Linked DNA regions of Homo sapiens: region 1 is linked to region 2. Evidence: chromatin loops called from intact Hi-C (ENCODE). Cell type or tissue: A673. All regions are shown on one strand. Links, peaks and the distances in the headings refer to the core of each region. The heading gives the core; the rest is flanking DNA.

Region 1 (10,580 bases), core at 1,060-9,059, 540 kb after region 2:
TGTTACGCCATTCTTGCATTGCTATAAAGAGATACCAAAGACTGGGAAGTTTATAAAGAAAAGAGGTTTGATTGGCTCACAGTTCTGTAGGCTTTACAGGAAGCATGGTGCTGGCACCTGCTCAGCTTCTAGGGAGGCCTCAGGAAGTTTACAATCATGGCAGAAGGTGAAGGGGAAGCAGACATATTACATGGCCAGAGCAGGAGCAAGGGGGTGGGAGGTGGGTGCGACACACTTTTTTGGGGGGGCTGTGTCGGGGAACGGTGTCTCGCTCAGTCACCCAGGCTGGAGTGCAATGGCGTGATCTTGGCTCACTGCAACCTCCGCCTCTCAAGTTCAAGCAATTCTCCCGTTTCAGCCTCCTAAGTAGCTGGGATTACAGGCACCGGCCATCATGCCCAGCTATTTTTTTTTTTTTGTATGGATAGGGGTTCACTATGTTGGCCAGGCTGGTCTCGAACTCCTGACCACCTTGGCATCCCAAAGTGCTGGGATTACAGGTGTGAGCCACTGCACCCAGCCCGGTGCCACACACTTTTAAACAACCAGATCTCATGAAAACTCACTCACTATCAATAAGACAGCACCAAGCCATGAGGGATCTGCCCTCATGACCCAAACACCTCCCACCAGGCCCCACCTCCAGCACTGGGGATTACAATTCAACATGAAATTTGGGTGGGGACAAATATCTAAACTACATCACATAGCTACTCAGAATCTGAGAATGTGACCTTATTTGGAAATAGTGTCTTTGCGGATGTAATTAGTTAAGATGAGGTCATACTGGGTTAAGCTGGGTCCTGAATCCAGTATCTAGGGTCCTTATAAGAGCAGGAAAAGACACACAGAGACACATCCAAGGAAGAAGACCATGTGATGATGGAGACAGAGATGCGAGTAATGCAGCTGCAGGCCAGGGAATGCCAAGGATTGCTGGCAATTGCCAGAAGCCAGGAGAGGGGCACACAAGAGATTCTCCCTCAGAGCCTCCAGAAGCCGCCAACCCTGCCAACACCTTGATTTTGTACTTCTGGCCTCTGGAACTGTGAGAAAATAAATTTCTGTTGTGTTAAGCTCCCCAGATTATGGTAGTTTGCTATGGCAGCCCTAGGGGATCATACAGGGAGGTTCCCTTCAGAGTCCCCCTTGGAGCTGCCTTTGCTTCTCCATGTCCTCTGTGGTCAGGGCTCTTCCTGCATCACCCACAGGGCCCAGGGTGGGACTCTCAGTTGTATGAGCACAGCATACAGGACTGTGGCTTTGTCACAGCCAGCCACAGGGTGGTCCTTCGAAAATAGCCCTTTGCAAAGTCCAGGGATTGGCTGAGAGCCAGGATGCACTGCGCATCTCAGTTCCCCACCCCCACTACAATAGAGATGATGATATACCCTAAGTGTGCAGGTAATATTAGTGAATCAGCAGAATTTTGTTAAAACTATGCAAGGCTGAGTGCACAGGAGACAACTAGGAGGCCACAAGCATTTAAAGGCTATAATCTAGTTCTTATTAATAATGTAATGACAAAACTGCCATTTATTGAGCACTTAGCATGGGCACAGAGCACTTTATAAGCATTGTGTCATTTTAGCCTCCCATCAGGACTTATGATGTAAATAACGTGCCCAAGGTCAAGAAGCTAGTAAGTAACAGAAGAGGGCAGATAAGACATGTGCTCTTTAAAAGAAAGGAAGGAACAACAGAGCTGAAGATAGCATGTGCGTAGGACACAATTTCGCAGAAGAAGCAACATGCAGTGGTAGAAAAATCTGTAAAATGGAGACAAAATAATTCCAAATTCATGGGGTTGTTCTGAAGTCTAAATGAGCTAATGTTTCAAAGGATTTTTCCTCAGGTGTCTAGCATATAGTAAGGTCTCAACAAACATGAGCTGTGCTAATTATTATTAAAATGCATGGGGCAGACATCCAGAGCCTTCCAGATGGAAAGACTGTCTAGAGAAAAAGTAGAGATTCAGAAGGGTATATTTTATCCTAAAGTCAGGTGTAGACCCTGAGCATGAAGATGAAGAAAACAGTTATGGGTGGCTAAATAACACTAAAGGCATTGGGAAAGTACTCTGTGGTCTCTGGAGCTGGAGGGTCCTGAGACTTGCTGGGGGAGGGATAGGTAGGAATTAGGTGACACAGGGCTCCAGGCCCTTTCCTACCTCCTCCACCCTGAGCCAAACTGCACTGAGCTGGGGTTTTTTTTTTTTTTTTGTCTCACTCTGTCACCCAGGCTGGAGTGCAGTGGCACAATCTCAGCTCACTACAACCTCCGCCACCCCAGCCCAAGCGATTATTGTGCCTCAGCCTCCTGAGTAGCTGGGATCAAGGCGCGCGCCATGACACCCAGGTAATTTTTAGTAATTTTAGTACAGACAGGGTTTCACCATGTTGGCCAGGCTGGTCTCAAACTCCTGGCCTCATGTGATCCACCTGCGTTGGCCTGCCCAAAGTGCTGGGATTACAGGTGTGAACCACTGCACCTGGCCAACACTGAGCTGTTTACCCACAGTATTTCATTATGGGATTATGTCTATGGAATGCTTAATTTTGCTCCCTGTAGCCTTGTGATGTTGGACACATCTCTTCACCTCTTCACCTGTCTGAACATCGGTGTCCCCATTGTGAAATGGGATAATATAGCACCTGTCTCTGAGGGTGGCCAGTAGCATTCTATTATTCAATGCATGTCAAGAGCATAGAACAGTGTGGACACCTAGTACTAGCCAAAAGATTCTGCTATCACTTATAGAGAGGAAACTGCTGACAAGAGACAGGAAACAACTTCTGCAGGTGGCCAGGCTGGCTAGTAACAAAGCCAAGCCAAACCAATCTTTGACCTGTCAGATAACACTCCCATAATCCTGACCTATGCTTCTTCTATGCCAGGCACTGCTAAGGGCCTCACAAATATCATTCTTTTAAACTCATGACAATCCTGAGAGGTGAATATTATTATTTTCTCACTTTACAGATAAGAAAACTGAGAGCCAGAACAGTTAGATAATTTGCACAAGGGCTCAGAGCTGGTTAGTGACAGAGCTGGGATGCAAACCCAGGCAGCCTGGCACCAGACTATTAAACTTTGCCTCACTCAGGTGATATATCCATTTGTGGTCCAATCTCAAGAGAGAGTCGGTAAGGGACAAAAGTCAAGAGGTCTGGGATATAATTTCAGGAGCAGAGGGAGGTTTGCTGGGCTGTGTGTGGGGCAGGCAGGCCTGGGTCCTTGGCCTTTGTAACTAGCTCTTAGGGGAGCTCTGGGGACAATGTCCTCCAAGACCCAGCCTGCTGGTCAATCCTGTCTCCTTGCTGAGTCCCCTTTGCCCTTGTCCAGGTGCCCTTTGCCTTGAGCTTCTGCAGTGCCCTGGCTTCCAAACAACCTACTCTGATAAGCTGCACAGTCTTTCAACTCCCAGGTTCAAAGCCCAGCTCTGCTACCTGCTGTCCTTGGATGAGTTTTTTATTTATCCTCCTTACACCTCATTCCTCACCTGTAAAACAGGGATGGTTTTCTTATATTTGCTTTGCTTTATTCCAAGGATGATATCAGACAGTGTCTGCAAAACAAATGGCACATAGTATTACTAAATTCACGTTGGTTCCTCCCCACCCCCAGTCTACTCTGCTCCCTCCTTATCTATCCCCACTTTCCTCTAATTGTGGAATCGCAATCGTGGCTCTTTTCTGCAAACATCCCTCCATCAGATGACAAAATACTCAACTCAAACAGAAGTCAATCGATCCAAACTTAATAGTAACTAATATAACAGTGCTATGCACCAGGCTGGAGGAAAGTGCTTTAAATGCATTTTCTCCTTAAATCTTCAAATGAATCGTGCAATTTCCTGTGGTTTCAGAGACCTCAGTGAGTAACTTGCCCAAGGTCACACAGGGATTTAGTGTCAGAGCAGGATTTGGATCCACCCACCAAACCCAAGCAGACGGCTCCTGTCCAGTGCCTGCACCCTGCCGTCTGTTCCTGTGAGAAGCCAGTCCGGGCCACCCAGTTTCTCTCCCCAGAGAGCCCCCTGTCCCAGAGAAGGACCCTGTTCTGCAACCCAGAGAAGGGGACTCCTTGGGGATTTGGCCTGGGGCGGGTGCGCCCTCTGGGGGAGCCAGCAGAGAACGCCTGGGAAAAAAAAAAAAAAAAAAAAAAAAAAAACGCGGTGGGTGGGAAGGAGGCGGGGCTTGAAAAACCAAATTGCTTTCAACAGGTACTTGGCCAATCGCGAGGTACCGCAGCTCAGTGAAATCCCTAAGTTAAACCCAAGTACCATCCAGACTGATTGAACACTTATCTCCTGTGAGGGTCTGGAATGAATTGGTAACAGATGGATGAGAATTTCAAAACCAGAGAGGTGCCCACAGGAGCCAGCATGGGGGACAGTCCCTAGTGCTGGTGAGCTGACATCTAGGCATCATTGTTCAGTCCTGGGCTCATCAGAGGCAGCCAGGCGAGGTGGAAACTGTTCATGTCCAACTCAGAGAGTGTCAGATGCAAGAGGAATAGGACAACTGGGAGCACTGGTGGTCAAAGGGATTTCTGCTTCGGGTGCAAAATTGGAATTAAAAAAAAAACAACTCTGGAGATTCTATGATTGAAATATCTGTCAAGAATCTGTGATTCTATTACAGGTGCTGCTCTAGGAAAAAATGCACTGTGGGGGTCCTGCTCACACCTGGGGTTAATCTAAGGATTACAGAAGTGCATTTGGAGGGAATATTGAAGCAGACGGAGTGGGCTAGCCTAGTGGGTCTGCGTGTGGCCCCTGAAGAGCGGCTTCAGTGTCACTTGGGACTTGGTAAAAACACAAACTTGAGGTTCCAACCCCAGGCCTACCGAGTTAGAAACTGTACAAGTAGGGCCCAGGAATCTGTTTTAATAAGCCCTCCCAGGGACTCTGATGCAAGCTAAAGTTTCAGAATCACTCTCTAGAGTTCATCTTAATCTGGTGGTTATTTTCCTCTGTATTTTCATCACACAGTACTGATATTTACTACTGTTAATATAACAATAGAGCATCCATCAATTCGGCATTTATTATGAACCAACACAAAAATGAAAAAGACGTAGTACCTTCTTAGTAGGAGCTCACAAAATGATGAGAAACTCAATTTTAACCCAGACAACTGTCATGCGCACCCCAGCCAAGGGATGAACACACTAAGGGTGCAGAGGAAGAAGGGATTCATTTCTACTGATAAGCTGGCAGAAAGAATCACTGAAACAATGATTCGTGATTTGGATTTTGAAGGACATGTATCATGTTCAGCAAGCAGAGAAAGAGAAATTGATTATTACTTAATAATAGTTCAACCGTCCTTAAACCAAGGGTTTGCTTTTAGACCAAACAGAGCAGAATAGTTGTTTTCCTTGATATCTTTATTTGTGGGGCAAGTCAGGCAGCATCATCTGCTGGTGGTTCTCATGGTAATGGGAAAGCAAAAATAAATGATCTTCATCAGTTCATAAGGTTGCTAATCACCCAAGGTCAGGACTGGAGACTGTGAACCCAGACGCCACTGGTTTTGAGTAGAGGAGCAATATGCAGAGAGGAGAACTACCTGGTGACAGCAAGGATGTGTTGCTGTGTGTGGAGGGCCAGGCGTCCAAAATGGGGAGCGGGAGATGGAAGAGACATCAGCAGAGAGGAGGAGAGAAGAAATGAAGGAGGATTTGACTGAACTTGGTGGAGGCTTTCAGGAAAGAAGAAGAATCAATCGTTCAGTAGTACCTGTATTTGGCCTCCTAAATTAAATGTAAATAAGGCTTTGCAGCCTGAAAGCATAAGAGGAAATTTAAGCCAGAGTTTCAATTATTTAAAACTGCAACACAGTACACTTGGAGCTGGGATCCAGACTGTTCTGAGGAGTCAAACCACATCACTCATTAGACAGATCTTCTCTGAGCTCAGGACAAGCTAGCCCCTGGATCAGTCAGGGCCTAAGCAGAAGAGAGACACCACACAATAATTTGAACAGGAAAAGTTCAATATAAAGAATAAATCATAAAAGTGAATTGGATAACAGGGGATTGGCTAAAAGAACAAAAAGAGAACTCTAAAGAATAGAGGAATGGCAGACATAAGAAGCAGCTGCTATGCTGGGGGCTACTTAGGCCCATATGATAGCAGAGTTGCTTAGGTGCTTGCCAGCACAACTTGCTGGAAGTCAGTCTTCTAGGGTGCTAGGGAAAGCTGCTCCTAGGGAGGTGTCAGTGGAGGCACTCCACTATAAAACTACCACAGGTGGAGTGCCAGGGGAAGCTGCTGGCCTCCAGATGTTGCAGGAGCCTGGGACTGGAGAAGCTGTGCTTGCCACAGGAACCTATTGAACTAGGCAGTACACTGGAAGCAGGAAGCAAAACTCTTTCCTCCTGCAATGTCTCTCCAGCGCCCTCTACTCACAAAACTTTCCTTGGAAAAAGAAAAATATTTATAGGTCCCAGCTTAATTTTCACAGAGCAAGCAAAAAGGGTGAATTTGGAGTTGAAAAGCAATGAATTGGTAACTGGGACACCCCATAACTATCTTAGAAGGTTCAGGACACTCAAAAAGGGTATCGTTTGATTCCATATTACCGTAGAAAACAGTTTAATCTTGTCTAAGTTTGGACTTTAAGCAGGTAGAGGCTTGCCTGATGGGTACCTGGCCATGTGTGCATCAAAAACTTTATAAAAATTGATGCCTTTTCATCTAGGACTTCCATTTCTAAGGACAAGCAGAGGTAAACAGTGGTTCATTGCTGTGATATTTATTAGAAAGACAGAAAACGTGCTTAGAAGTCTGATATCTGGGGAATGGTTCAATAAGTTCTGATGTGTTTACAAGGTGAAATATAGGTCATTAAAATGATATTTTAAAATAATTTTTAATGGAATGAGAATATACTCATGATATAATGTAAAAAGGAAAAAAAGGACATGAATAGTATCTGTGGTACATTCCCAATTATGTTAAAATGTAAAAGAGTGTGTGTGTATGTTTAATAAAACAGAAGGCATGATAATGGTGTTTATCTCTGGATGGTGATTTTTATTTTTCTTCTCCATGCTTCTCTATATTTTTCATATTTCCTAGACTGAGCATGTGTTACCTTTATAATTTAAAAAATGTGAGCATGTTTTAAGGAATATGTACATCTCCAGCATTCAGTAGCAGGAGAGAAGCCTGGCTTCACGATTCCTTCTGGAAGCTTACGTTTAAGATCTGATTTTTCTTCAGGAGTACAGACTTTTAACGGCCTGTTTACAGCTCCACTGGGGTGTGGGTGGAGACAGAGCTCTTTCTGCCCATATCATTTCCTCTTCCTATATCTCTTGAATCTTTCCTTCCTTTGTGCAGAAGAAGAGAGAGAACAAAAATATACAGCAGTGTGATAACATGGCCTTCATAAAACTCTGCTCCTGACAGCAGCCACTGTGTATTTACTGACTGCAGAACTTCCCTCCCTCCTGCTCAACCCTCCCTCCTCCTCTGCTAGATATTTACCAATTCATTTGTATCCGATGTTCCTTCTGAAACAATCACTGGGATAAGATGAGATTCTCTTTTTCTGAGGTTTTCGCTTGCCAGAACAGCATTCCAGAATTCTGGTTTTGTTTTTCTTTTTTAAAAGAACTCAGTTATGGTAAAGATATGCATGCTGCATAATGATAAAATAATCTAACTTTCAAGTCAAAAAATAAAATATATTAATCTATATTATTTTAATAGCTTCTTATACAATAAAAAAGCATTGAATTTTCATAGGACACTTTTAATAAGTCACAGTGTGACCAACTCCTTCCTCTTTTCAAGAGTCTGATGGAAGTCCAGCAATTTAATAACAGATATCACTAAGGAAACATGAAAGAATAAGATGAATGGGATAGCTACCGGGAGGGTTGTTTAAACTATCAACCAATATGGCCCCCCTATACTCACACACACACATGGTCACACACACATGCACACTAGAAAGGACATGAAACTCCTCTCTGGCCTGTGGGGGCAGAAGACAGCTGGAGAGGAAGCAAGACCTCAAATTAATTGAAATTTCAATACCCACACGAGGCTACGGCTCCTGTTTGGACAGCATAAACAGAGGCAGAGTAAGTTTGGAGAGCTGAGAGCAGAGGAGCTCTGTTCGCTCTTTCTCTCCAGAACTCTGGTACCTCATAGGAGTGTCTCATGCCCTTTTGCAGTGGAAACTGTAGCGTGACAATGACTGAATGGGATGCCAGGGACACAGGGGTTCTGGGACAGTCTTACCTGTATTCCCACGGCTCTTAAGTGGCATGAGGGAGCTGTCACATTTTTCTGAGCCTCCCTTCCCCAAGAAAGATACAGTAGTTAGATTTTAAAAAAGGAGAGAAATGCTAATCTCCAGGATCCCTTTGCCTTGAGGGAATACTGGGTAGAAAGTGGTGTGAACTCTATGACTGCTATCATATGAGACCAGACCAAGACTGGAGGCCTGGCTATCATGGGTTCTGGGGCACTCCTCCCATATCCCTTCTCCAGGGCAGATGCACTCATCTCTCAGCTGCTGAGAATACTGGTTGCTGACCAGTATCCACTGGGAATTGCCCTGGCTGTGGGGAATTGGCCCCCGGGTGGGAGCAGTCCACACATAGTCAGTGACTGGCTGAGGTAGGGATACAAAAGCCAGCCTGTCCTGCTTCAATTTGGAGCAATCATAAGGCATTGTTCCAGCTCAAGAGCTCCCCCTGGGATCTAGGATCTGTCACCACATTACAGGACGGTTTCTATCTCTCCCCATTCCTGCCTTCCTTGTTCCCTTATTCCCATCTGCAAGACGCATAACTGCCAACACTTTCCAATAACCCCTCTGTAAGCCTTTTTCCATCTCAGAATGTGAATTCATTGTAATATAGTTGGTGCCGGGAGTGGTCCTAGGAAGCCAACTGCAAAAAGGGATTTTGGAAATGGGTCATTTGCTGGCTAGCTGGCAATGAGAACCCTAGACCTGGTGGCTGAGCATATGCATGGGACAAGAGCCCCAGAGTGTGCTGGACAGGTAACATTGTTCTGATCAGCACTAACACAGCTCCTTGGAGGACATTGCAGGGTCTCTGGCTTGCATTTTGAGAAGCCAGTGGAGGATTTTGAGTACAGAAGTGATTTAACCTCACTAATTTACAGGGAATATAGGGAGAAGAGAAACATGTTAAAAGACACCAAGGGGAAACAATCAGAAAAATCCAGGCTGGCAGAAATCCTACAGGATAAACAATGTTGTTTGATTATGTAAAAATATCTTGAAAGATGGAAGACACTATAAGCCAGGTTAGATGACATAAGTGTGTCTACGCATACAGCAGCTCAGGAATGTTACCCAAGAAACTGGTAATGGATGTGCTGGGACCAGATGTAGGCAGCTGTAATACAGAGTGAGGAGGAAAATTACCTTTTGAAGTATTTTCTTTTTTGCATGTTGTTTACTTCACCACCCTATCCAAATAATTCTATTTTGGTATCAAGTAATTGTATTATTTCTTTGGAAACAATACCAATAAATAAATATATCTTTTAAAAAAGGTAGCAATAGACTGGGAAAATCGACATTAATATTCCCAATATACAAATATTTTCTACAAGTCAATAAGAAGAAGATGAACAGCGAAACAGGAAAAAAGCTATTCATCAATCCATCTTTTTCGAATGGTTTTGATGAATCCCAAGCACGTGCCCAGCACTATTCTACATGCTGAGGATAGGGTGCTGAAGTAAACAAACAAAGACTCTGCAATCCAGAGGCTAACATTCAGTAATGGTGGGGTGTGCACGGAAGAAGAGCACATCTACAGGCAATTGACAGGAACAGAAATTCTAATGGTTATAAAGAAATAAAAAATTCTCGACCTCAAAAACAAATATATACAAAGTGAAACAGGAAGACATGATTTTAACCCATGGAGTGTCAAAGATTAAGTAGACCTAGAGCATCCATCCACAGTGAGAGTGGGGGAATTGGAACTCCTTTGTAATGTTGAATGGTATGTAAACCAGTGCAAGAGTGAAAGAGCATAATTTGCCTGTGTGTGTTAAAATAGAAATTATACATACACTTATAGCCAGCAATAACACACTTAGGAAACTTTGGAAATAATACCAAAAGTGCAGAAAGGCATATTGAGAAGCAGTGTTTATTACAGCATTTTTTTGAAACAGTGAAAATGTAAAAACAATCTCGATGCTCATCAGTAGATGATAGTTAAATAAATTATGATATATCCATAAGTACAAAATAGTACTATTTTGATGTTAAAAGAATGAGGTAAAGAATGAGGTAATTCTATAGATATTCACCTGGAAAAAGAAGGTTGCCAAGCAGAATATAGGAATTGTTCCCTGTTGGGTTTTTAAAAAGCTCTATCTGTATGATAAAACTTAATTTGTTAAAAAACAAAACTCTGTATGTGTGTTTTAAACTTTTCTTTTTGGAATAATTATAGACTCACAGAAAGTTTTTAAACTGTCTTTTAATTTTTTTACTTTTAATTGACACAAAAATTGTACATATTTATGGGATACATGTGATATTTCAATACATGCATACAATGTA
Region 2 (11,463 bases), core at 1,653-9,652:
GAATTGAAAAGGGCACGTACACGTGAGTGCCCTGGAGTTTAAGCTCCATTGGCTTCAGGCAAATCTGCTTCTGCTGGTGATCCCCTTCCAGGCAGGGCGGGTCAGCCTCTCTGTGCACAGCTGTCCACTGCAAACTTGTCTCCCTCTCTCTGTGGCTGGGCACCAGGACATGTGAAGAAGGAAGTTCTCAGGTTATAGGGACTCAGCCTCCAGGGCACAGCCAGCTAGCCTCGGTGACCATTTGGAGGCCTGGTGTGTTAGTCAGGGTTGTCTTAGAGGGACAGAACTAATTATATATATAATTTATTATTATTATATATAAAATATATTATAATTATTATTATAAAAATATATAATATATATAATTATATATACTTAATATACTTTATATAATAAACTCATAATAAATAATAATTATATATAATTAATATATATAATAAACTCATAATAAATAATAATTATATATAATTAATATATATAATAAACTCATAATAAATATATATAATATATAATAAATTCATATATGTTTATATATGAGTTTATTAAGTATTTATATATATATGAGTTTATTAAATATTAACTCACAGGATTACAACATCCCACAATAGCCTGTCTGCAAGCTGAGGAGCAAGGAGAGCCAGTCCAAGTCCCAAAACTGAAGAACTTGGAGTCTGATGTTTGAGGGCAGGAAGCATCCAGCATGGGAGAAAGATGTGGGCTGGGAGGCTAGGCCCGTCTCACCTTTCCACATTTTTCTGCCTGCTTTATATTCGCTGGCAGCTGATTAGATTGCGGCCACCAGATTAAGGGTGGGTCTGCCTTTCCCAGCCCACTGACTCAAATGTTAATCTCCTTTGGCAACACCCTCACAGACACACCCAGGATCAATACTTTATATCCCTCAATCCAATCAAGTTGACACTCAGTATTAACCCTCACACTTGATAACAGGAGATTTCTGTAGACAGGAAAGTGAGGAAGTGGAAGGTATCTCACAAGATGGTCCTGAAGAGACATCAGAGTCTTCCCTCTGGCCTTGCAGGGGCCTATGCAGGTAGCTGCATGGAGCCCTTCTTCGGGTCAAGGAGATGATGTCCCCTTCACTGACTTTTGCACTTCCTTGAATCTGCAGGGGAGTGTCCCTCCAACTTCAGAGTGAGCAGCAGCAGCTGACCAGATTGGAGGACATTTCCACTGTCTTCCCTGGCAGCTGTGATGTGTTGTGCGGTGGCAGCTGAGGATTGCCTGCGTGTAATCTTTGAGGTTCCAAGATGCTTGTTGGAAGTGGAGCCTGGTCAAGCAGCAGAAAGGACAGCTGGATCCATGCTGGGTGGGGTGAGGTGGGGTGCTTGTCAGGGAAGTTGGCTTCAGCTGGAACTGGAGGTTGGCTCCAGCAAAGGAGGTTGAACATCACTGATTCCTGACCTGCAGCACCCAAATGGCCACAAAGAGATGTCATGGGTTTTGAGGAGGCCACAGAGCCAACAGCTTTAGTGTCTTCAGAAGGATGAAGAAAACTTGAACAACATTTTAAAATAGCTTGAGATATAATTCACATCCCAGAGAGTGCATCCATCTAAAGGGTACAATTCAATGGATTTTAGTATATTTACGGAGCTGTGCATTCATCACTACAATTAATTATAGAACTTCTTCATTTACTCAAAATACCCCAGCACCCCTTAGCTATCACCCTGATTCCTCTATCTCCCCCAGCCCTAGGCAACCATTAATCTTTTTTGTATCCATAGATTTGTCTATCCTAGACATTTCATATAAATGGAATCATGCAATATACGACCCTTCTTTCACTTTGTGTAATGCTGTCAAGGTACATCCACGTGATATCAGTTCCTCATTCTTTTTATGGCCAAATCACATTCCATTGTATGGATATATTACATTTTATTTATCTGTTCATCAGTTGGTGGACATTTGGGTTGGTTTCCATGTTTTTGGCTGTTAGGAATGATGTCCCCATGAACATTCATGTACAAGTTTTTGTGTGGACATGTGTTTTCATTTCTCTTGGACATATGCCTAGGAGTGGAATTGAGTCACATGGTAACTTTATAACCATTTGAGGAACTTCCAGACTGTTTTTCAAAGTGGCTACACCATTGTACATCCCCACCAGCAATGTACAAGGGTTCCAGTTTCTCCACATTTTTTTCAACTTTTTTTTTAATCATTTGACTTTTTTTTGAGACAGAGTCTCACTCTGTCGCCAGGCTGGAGTGCAGTGGCGTGATCTCAGCTCACTGCAACCTCCGCCTCCTGGGTTCAAGCGATTCTCCTGCCTCAGCCTCCCAAGTAGCTGAGACTCCAGGTATATGCCACCATGACCAGCTAATGTTTGTATTTTTAGTAGAGACGGGGTTTCACCATGTTGGTCAGGATGGTCTTGATCTCTTGACCTCATGATCCACCTGCCTCAGCCTCCCAAAGTGCTGGGATTACAGGCATGAGCCACCGTGCCCGGCCTCATCTGACTTTTTAATTAAAGCTACCCTAGCAGACATGAAGTGATATCTCATTATGGTTTTGATTTGTATTTCTCCCATGGCTAATAATATTCAGGACCTCTTTATGTGCTTATTGGCCATTTGTATATCTTTTTTAAAGAAATATCTATTCAGATCCTTTGCTTATTTTTGAATTGGGCTATTTGTCTTTTTATTCTTGAGTTGTAATTGTTCTTTATATATTCTAGATACAAGCAACTTATTATGTTTATAGTTTGCAAACAATTTTTTCCCATTCTTTGGGTTGTCTTTTCACTGTTTTGATAGTGTCTTTTGAAGCCCCAAAGTTTTTTATTCTGATGGCTGGTTTATCTGTTTTTTTCTTTAGTTGCTCATGCTTTTGGTGTCAATCTAAGAATGCAGTGCCAAATCCAGGGTCATAAGGATTTATCACTATGTTTTCTTCTGTGACTTTTATGATTTTAGTTCTTCTTTATAGGTCATTGATCCATTTTGAGTTAGTTTTTTTATACAGTGTGAAATATGGATCCAACTTCATTCTTTTGCATGTGGAAATTCAGGTGTCCCCACATCATTTGCTGAGGGGACTATTCTTTTTCCATTGAAAGAAGTTGGCACTCTTGCTCAAAATCAACTGGCCATAGATATGTGGGTTAATTTCTGGGCTCTCAGTTCCATTCTGTTGATGTATAGATCTGTCCTTATGCCCATACCACACTGTTTTGATTACTGTCATTTTATAGCAGGTTTTAAAATTGGGTAGCATAAATTATCCAACTTTTTCAAGATTTCTTTAGCTATTTGTGTTTTCTTGCATTTTCATATGCATTTTAAAAGCAACTTGTCCATTGCTGAAGTCGAAATTTTGATAGGGATTGCATTGAATTTGGAATCTGGGAGTATTGCTATCTTAATAATGTTAAGTTTTTCAATCTATAAACATGGGATGTCTTTCCACTCATTTAGATCTTCTTTAGTTTTCAACAATATTTTGTAGTTTTCAGAGCATAAGTTTTGTACTTCTTTTGTTAAATATGTTCATAAGTATCTTTCTGATGCTAATATAAATGAGTTTTTTTTTAAGACAAAGTTTTGCTCTGTCACCAAGGCTGGAGTGCAGCGGTGTGATCTCAGCTCATTGCAACCTCTGCCTAACGGGTTCAAGTGATTCCCCTGCCTCAGTCTACTGCGTAGCTGGGATTACAGGTGCCCACGACCACACCCAGCTAATTTTTTGTATTTTTAGTAGAGACAAGGTTTCACCATATCGGCCAGGCTGGTCTTGAACTCCTGACCTCAAGTGGTCCACCTGCCTCGGCCTCCCAAAGTGCTGAGATTACAGGCTTGAACCACTGTACCCAGACTGGAATTGTTTTCTTAACTTCATTTTTTATTTGCTCATAACTACTGTATAGAAATAAACTGATTTTTGTACACTGATCACATATCCTTGTAAACTTGCTAAACTCATTTATTAGTTTAATCATTTTCAGTGAATTCCTTAGGATTTTCAACGTACAAGATCATGTTATCTGCAAATGAAGACAATTGTACTTCTTCCTTTCCAATATGGATGGCTTTTACTTTATTTCCTTGCCTCATTGCCCTGGCTGGCCTCTTTAGTACAATGTTGAACAGAAGCTGTGTGAACAGACATCCTTGTCTTGTTCCTGATCTTCTGGGGAAAGCATTTTGTGTTTCAGCATTGAGTGAAAGCCCTTTAGCTGTGGCCTTTTCTAGATGTCCTTTAACAGGTTGAGGAGACCGAGTTCTTCAGAGGAGGAGCTGTGTCAGCTCTGAGGTGACGCACAGCATTGTCAGCTTTCTGAGTCTGAGGTCCCGGCTGGCTGGGAGGAGATGATGTCCTGAAGGATGTGGACATGATGGGCTGGGGCTCTGGGGACTTGAGGGGAGTCCCCGCTGCAGACCTGGGTATGGGAATAAAAAGGCAATATCAAAGGCAGTAATTGGACCCGTGGGAGTGGACCATCTCGGGAAGAGAAAAGAGCATCGGGGCAGAGATGTGGGAGAGGGGAGGGGAGCCCGAGAAATGGTCAGAGAAGGAGGAGAAAATCCAGACTGTGCAGGGAGGAGAGAAGTGCCCCAGCAGCTGAAGACGGTGCCAGAGCCTACTGGCTGGGGGGACCTTGCAGAAGAATGGGCCAGACCCACTGGGGGCCACCTGGTAGCCCGGCGCTGAGAGCTGTGCACGCGGCCTCACAACACCAGGTGGCGCGGTGGACCATTGTAACAGCCACTCCTCTTAGCCCTGGTGGTTTCTTTTCATTAACGACAAATGAAAGAGCTGGGGCCTCGCCAAGCCCCTGTTCAACCGATGGAACCTCTGAGAGGGGCTGTGACCTTCCTGAAAGCATTACAGGGGCATTGTGGCAAAGGTGGGGCTGCCTCCTGGCCTCCTGGCTCCTGTCCCAGGATCTCTCTCCAGTCACCCCTTACCTACCCCAAAGGGATCTAGAAAAGTGGCTGGCGGAATACCCGGTCAGAAGGCAGCCTGGAAGGACTTGAGGTCCACCAAACCCGTCTAGGTCCCCAGCACCACCTGCTTTTCAGTGTTGCCTGCGGTGAGATCACCTTCCTCAGCTTTCCCATCGATTCTCTGCTCCCAGTTCCCCACTCCCCATTCTCTTTCCACTCAGAGCCACATGATTTTCAGTTTAAGCTGAATTGAGTCACTCTCCGCGCCCCCCCCGCCCCTGTAACATCCCTCAGGGGCTCCAAATTGCTCCTTACCCCTACATTCATCTCCCTCATCGCAGCCACACCCTGAGCCTATGCTCACTTTGTGATTTGGTTGTTAAAGCATGTCCTGCTTTAACAACCCTTCTCGAAAGCTGCTAGTTTTGCCTGGAACGCTCCTCCTGCCCTCCTGCCGGCCCCCTAATTAGCATTTTGGTCTCAGTTTAGACTCACCTGGTTTTCCTGGTGCGCTCCCGTGGTGCGCCTCCCCTTTGCTTTGACACCGCCTTTGTCATGTTGACTTGTTTAGCATCTTTTCCCTCTAGACTGAGGATCCAGAACAGTAGGCAGGGTCCATGTTAGGTGCAGCCTGTCATCAGCGCCCAGCCATGGCTCTCTGCAGGCCATGGGAACTAAAGGTGGCGGTGCTGGCAGGGCAGGATAGGAGGTGGCGCCAGGAGCCACAGGGCAGTATTTCGAGGACAGCCCTGCTGGGTACTAAGATACAGCCAAGAGTGTCTGGAATGATGGGCAGAGCATCAACTGGTTTCAGAGTTTGAACAAATGGTGTTCAGAACAGCATGTTCTGCCAGAATGGTCAGCCAGACTGCCAGGACTGAGGGTCCTACAGAAGGACCCCCTTTGTCATTCTCACTTCCGTATTCCAGAACCGGGGGTATTTTAGTGTGTGGGAAAATAAAGCAATCGTTGAGTTCGATTTCAGTCCCAAGTTTTGGAAAACGTGTGGGTGCATCTGCAGTAGATAGGTCTCAGCACGGCCTTTGTTCCAACCCAGTCAGAACTCAACCAGAATTGGGGCCAGTAGATCCTTGAGCCAGACAATGACAACATGGAGGTACCCATAAAGCCTAGGGGTGACAAGCACCCAGCCATGCCATTCCTGTGGATACGAGGGTTGTTGGCCCATAGGACAAACTCTTCACAACATTTCCCTCTCCCTTCCCTCTTGCAGCTAGTTGCATCAGTGGGTGGTAATAGAGGTTCTGAATTTTCCCAGTGCATGGGCGGGACGGCTGAGGGGCTCCATGAATGCAAGTTTATTACACAAAGGAAGTCACCTATCTCTTTATGTACATAGAGACTTCCAGAAGGCTAAAGAAATAAAAAATGATCTAAATGAGCTTTTCTCCTTTGTATTTCATATTTCAGTGTTACAAATATATAAAATCTTTTTTTGGGGGAGTATTCAAACTTGGACAATACAAATTAGGCAGTCCAGGGGCTGGGCATGGTGGCTCACACCTGTAATCCCAGCATTTTGGGAGGCCAAGGTGGGTGGATCACTTGAGGTCAGGAGTTCAAGACCAGCCTGGCCAACATGGTGAAACCCTATCTCTACTAAAAAAATACAAAAATTAGCTGGGCGTGGTGGTGGGCACCTGTAATCTCAGATACTCAGAAGGCTGAGGCAGGAGAATCACTTGAACCTGGGAGGTGGAGCTTGCAGTGAGCCGAGATGGTGCCATTGCACTCCAGCCTGGGCAACAGAGCGAGACTCCATCTCAAAATAAATAAATAAATAAATAAATAAATAAATAAATAAAAATTAGGCAGTTCTTTGTTTCTGCAGGAAGCTTTGACTCTGACAAACAGGAACAAGACTGTGGTCTTTGAATCTGGCTCTTTACCTCCAGCCAGAATCTCCTCAAAATCGTTATCCCAAACTTGCCCACTTCCTGAAGACAGATGATTCTTTCTTGTGGGGAAGTACAATGCAGGAAGTGGGCAAGTTTGGGATAACGATTCTCTGCTAAATGGATTGAAATTTAACATTGGAAATTAGTCCAATGTAGTCATCCAGATAATGAAAATTAAACTATATACATCTCTATTTGTAGTAGAGATGGGGTTTCACCATGTTGGTCAGGCTGGTCTTGAACTCCTGGCAGGAAGTGAGCGAGGGAGAGGGGTGGGCAGAGAGATGGGAGAGGGAAAGAAAATCAGGACTGCCTCTGTATGGAGGGGGACTGAGGAAAATTCTGGAGACACTTTGAAGTAGCTTCAGGCTGAGACAGATGTCATCAGGAGAGCCCCTTCTGAAAGTGACTCCAAACATCTTGGGATAAAGGTGTTAAAAACATAAACTAGGTCACTAGGAATAAGTATATAAAGCAGTGAGTGTGCTGGTCATATTGTCCAAAGACAACCTCAGGATATTTGACTTGCTGACTGGGCAGTGTAGGAAGTGAGGTTGCACACCCCAGTGTGCATGAACCTGAAAGGAGCTGCTCCTCTGTGAAGCAGGAGGTTGAATGAGGTGGTTTTTCTATGCCTTGTCAGTCTTCTGTGGGACTAATAGTGGTCATGTTGGGAGAGCTGGAGAGTTTAGCAAGAAGACAGGAGGCCTGTCCCTCTGACCTCTCCTTAGCTGCCCCCCTGGCATCACAGTGCACACCATGTTCTTAAATTTAGGCCAAGTTTGCCGACAAAAGTGATATAGGTGAGCCATCGGCAAAAGATGGAGAAGGGAAGGCCATTGACATGCTATTCCACTCAACCTTTTGTTCGAGGACAAGATGCTTGGTTTAGGCTGGAATCTATAGTTTCATTTGTTTGGAATCAATGTGTGCTATGGTCTGAATGTTTGTGACCCCCAAATTCATATATTGAAATCAAACACCCAATATGACGGTGTTTTGAGGTGGTACATTTGGGAGATGATTAGGTCATGATGGTAGAGCCTCATGAGTGAGATTAACACCCTCACAAAAGAGGCCCAGAGAGCTCCTACACCCCTTCCACCATGAGAGGACACAGCAGAAAGATAGCCATCTATGAACCAGCAGGTGGCACCTCACCAGACACTGCACCTTGATCTTGAACTTCCCAGCCACCAGAACAGGGAGAAATACATTTCTGTTGTTTATACACCACCCACTGTATGTTATTTTGTTGTAGCAGCCTGAACACATGAAGACTGTGTGTGTGTGTGTGTGTGTGTGTGTGTGTGAAGGTTTTGAAAGTGACCCCCTTTTCAGCTTATCACAATGGAAGCTCACGCAGCTCTAGAACAAAACCCCATAATCAAAAGGTCTTTTGTCCACCATTATTTTAAATACAAGGTTGTATTTAAATGATCAGATCTGTAGTAATTACCATCTTTTAAAAATAATCTTTGAGTATATAATGATGGCCAAAAATTTTTAAAAAGCAAATATGCAATACAATAGAGTTATATTATATTGGTTTCCAAATTCCATGTAATAAACTCATGACAACTGCCTTGAACGCAAATCACAGAGCCTCTGACTCAGGAATTTCCCTATTAGAGTCTGAAGCTCCAGCCCACACTTTGATATACCTTGGCAGGTCTCTGAAAAGGTAGGGTACACATGTATTTTGTAAACTTCAGCAGTAAGCTGGTTTTCTAAAATGTATGGATATGTACACAGACATTAAATGGGCCTATCTGGCTTTTGACACTTTTTAAAATACGATTTAAATCACTAGGACAATTACATATAAAAAAAAGCAACTGTTCATTTATTGCTTCAGTTACCTATATTCCATTCCTCTTAGCATAAGACTCCCTTATCCCAGATTCTAGACTCAAGAGCTCTTCATTGTATTCAATCTTAGACCATCAACTGCCCATCTTCATGTTCCACCAAAGATATGAAATCAAATAAAATCAAAACATATTTATTTAATGCCTACGACAGGCGAGGCCTTGTTATAGGTTCTTGAGATGGAATAATAAAATTCTTTCACTGCAGAGTTTATAACTTAGTTACAGATGTACACTTGAATTACTCATTGCTTTAGGGCTGATGGTCAATTTCTTCCCACTTCAAATGAGCCAGTCTGATGGGACATCTTGATATATTATGAGTAACAGTCAATGCGAAACTACTTTTTCATTTGACTACTGTTCTTGTTTTTTTTTGAGACAGAGTCTCACTGTGTCACCCAGGCTAGAGTGCAGTGGAGGGATCTCCCCTCACTGCAACCTCTGCCTCCCAGGTCCCAAAGTGATAGGGTTAGAATGTAGCCAAAACGAAGTGATCCATGGTTTTAGAAATCTTTAACAGGCTGGGCATGGTGGCTGACACCTGTAACCCCAACACTTTGGGAGGCTGAAGCAGGAGGATTGCTTGAGTCCAGGAGTTCAAGACCTGCCTGAGCAACATAGTGATACCCCCATTTCTACAAAAAACTAAAAATTAGCTGGGTGTGGTGGTGCACACCTGTAGTCCTAGCTACACAGGAGGCTGTGGTGGGAGGATTGCTTGAGCCCAGGAGTTTGAGGCCAGCCTGCACAGCATGGTGAGACTCTGTCTCTACACAAAATAATTTGCTGGGCACAGCAGTGCCTGTAGTCCCAGCTACTTGGGAGGCTGAGGGAGGAGGATTGCTTGAGCCCAAGCATTCGAGCCTGCAGTGAGCTATGATAGTTTTCAAGATACTAGAAAAGTAAAAGAAAAGAAACTAAAAAAAGGAAAAGAAGAAAAAACTCACTAATGTGCAAAAAGAAAATATTTGAAGGTTTAAAACCCACTGGTAAAATTAAATACATGGATAAACCCAGTATTACTTTAATACTGTAATTGTGGTATATAATCCACATCATAACTATGGTATACAAATCTATCTATCTAGTATAAAGCCCCAAATACAAATCTATCAAAAACAATAATAGTTATAGCAACCTATTAAGAGATAGGGAATATCGGCCAGGTGTGGTGGCTCACGCCTGTAATCGCAGCACTTTGGGAGGCCGAGGTGGGCAGATTACGAGATCAGGAGATCGAGACCATCCTGGCTAACATGGTGAAACCCCATCTCTACTAAAAATCCCAAAAATTAGCTGGGCGTGGTGGCAGGCACCTGTAGTCCCAGCTACTTAGGAGGCTGAGCCAGAAGAATGGTGAGAACCCAGGAGTTGGAGCTTGCAGTGAGCCAAGATTGCACCACTGCACTCTGGCCTGGGTGACAGAGCAAGACTCTGTCTCAAAAAAAAAAATTAAAAAAAAAAAGGGAGATAGGGAATATAAAGATATATAAATTGAGATAATATAAAGCCAAAATGTGGGGAGGATGAAGTTAAAGTGTAGAGGTTTTTTCAGTTTTTTGTTTTTACATTTTTCTTTGTTTCTATTTTCTGTGTGATCTATGCTGCCATCTCTTTAAAATAACTTGTTGTATCTGTAAGATTTTTTTGGTAAGCCTGATGGTAACCACAATGCAAAAATCTATAATAGATTCACTAAAAATAAAAAGCAATGCGTTAAAACATACTATCAGAGAAAATCACTTACCACAAAGGAAGACAGTAAGAAAGGAAGAGAGGAGTTACAAAACAACCAGAAAACAAGCAACAAAATGGCAGTAGTAAGTCCTTACCTATCAACAAAAACACTGAATGTAAATGGACTCAGTTCTCCAATTAAAAGACATAGAATGGCTAAATGGATAAAGAAATAAGACCTGACTATATGCTGCCTACAAGAAGATCATTTCACTTCTAACGTGAAGGGATGGAAAAAGATATTCTATGTAATTGGAAACCAAAAAAGAGCAGGAGTAAGTAGCTGATATAAGTAAGTACTTACATCAGATAAAACAGACTACAGATCAAAGACTGTAAAAAGAGACAAAGAAGATCACTAATGATAAAGGGAATAATTCAGCAGGAGGAAATATGTATCAATATCTATGTACTGAACAACAGAGCTCTCAAGTATATAATGCGAACATTAACAAATCTAAAGGGAGAGATAGACTGCAATACAATAATAGTAGGGGACTTCAACATGCTACTATATGTGATGGACAGGTCATCCAGACAGAAAATCAAGAAACACTGGAGTTAAACTACACACCAGATCAAATTAGGCCTGACACTTACAGAACATTTTACCCAACTGCTGCAGAATACACATTTTCTTCATCAGCACATGGAACATTCTCCAAAACAGACTGTATATTAGGCCACAAAACAAGTCTCAACAAATGCAAAAAAGTAGAAATCATATCAAGTATATTTTCTGATCACAATGGAATAAAACTAGAAATAACAAGGGGGGCCTTGGGAAATACACAAACACATGGAAATTAACACACTCCTGAATGACCTAGGGCCAATAAGGAAATTAAGAAAATTTTAAAAATTTCTGGAAACAAATGAAAATGGAAAATGACATATCAAAATGTGTAGAATACAACAAAAATAGTACTAAGAGGGAATTTTATAGCAATAAATGCCTGTAACAAAAAAGTAGAAAGACTTCAAATAAACAACCTAATGATGTACCTCAAA

What was found. Hi-C counts contacts between places; a loop is a spot of excess contacts. Peaks named below come from ENCODE experiments on the same cell type or tissue, not always from the same donor. Only the 100,000 strongest peaks of a DNase experiment are listed, where the experiment ranks them.
Region 1: it touches region 2 in a loop (7-fold over the local background); 7 of 110 quality-filtered maps call a loop at or near these places.

What each region holds. Positions count from the first base shown.
Region 1 is chr2:86,364,354-86,374,933 of GRCh38, forward strand. No RefSeq gene overlaps it. Among named protein-coding and RNA genes, the nearest start is that of REEP1, 32 kb to the left of the region's middle. In A673, for the core only: CTCF peaks have their summits at 4,117 (motif pointing left), 6,430, 8,734, 8,938 and 1 weaker place; DNase peaks (open chromatin) are centred at 4,108 and 8,708.
Region 2 is chr2:85,822,864-85,834,326 of GRCh38, forward strand. LOC284950 (a long non-coding RNA gene) reads left to right here. Exons shown (of 3, transcript NR_038888.1): 3 at 1,133-3,925. Among named protein-coding and RNA genes, the nearest start is that of MIR6071, 45 kb to the left of the region's middle. In A673, for the core only: CTCF peaks have their summits at 4,715 (motif pointing right) and 7,988 (motif pointing right); a DNase peak (open chromatin) is centred at 4,748.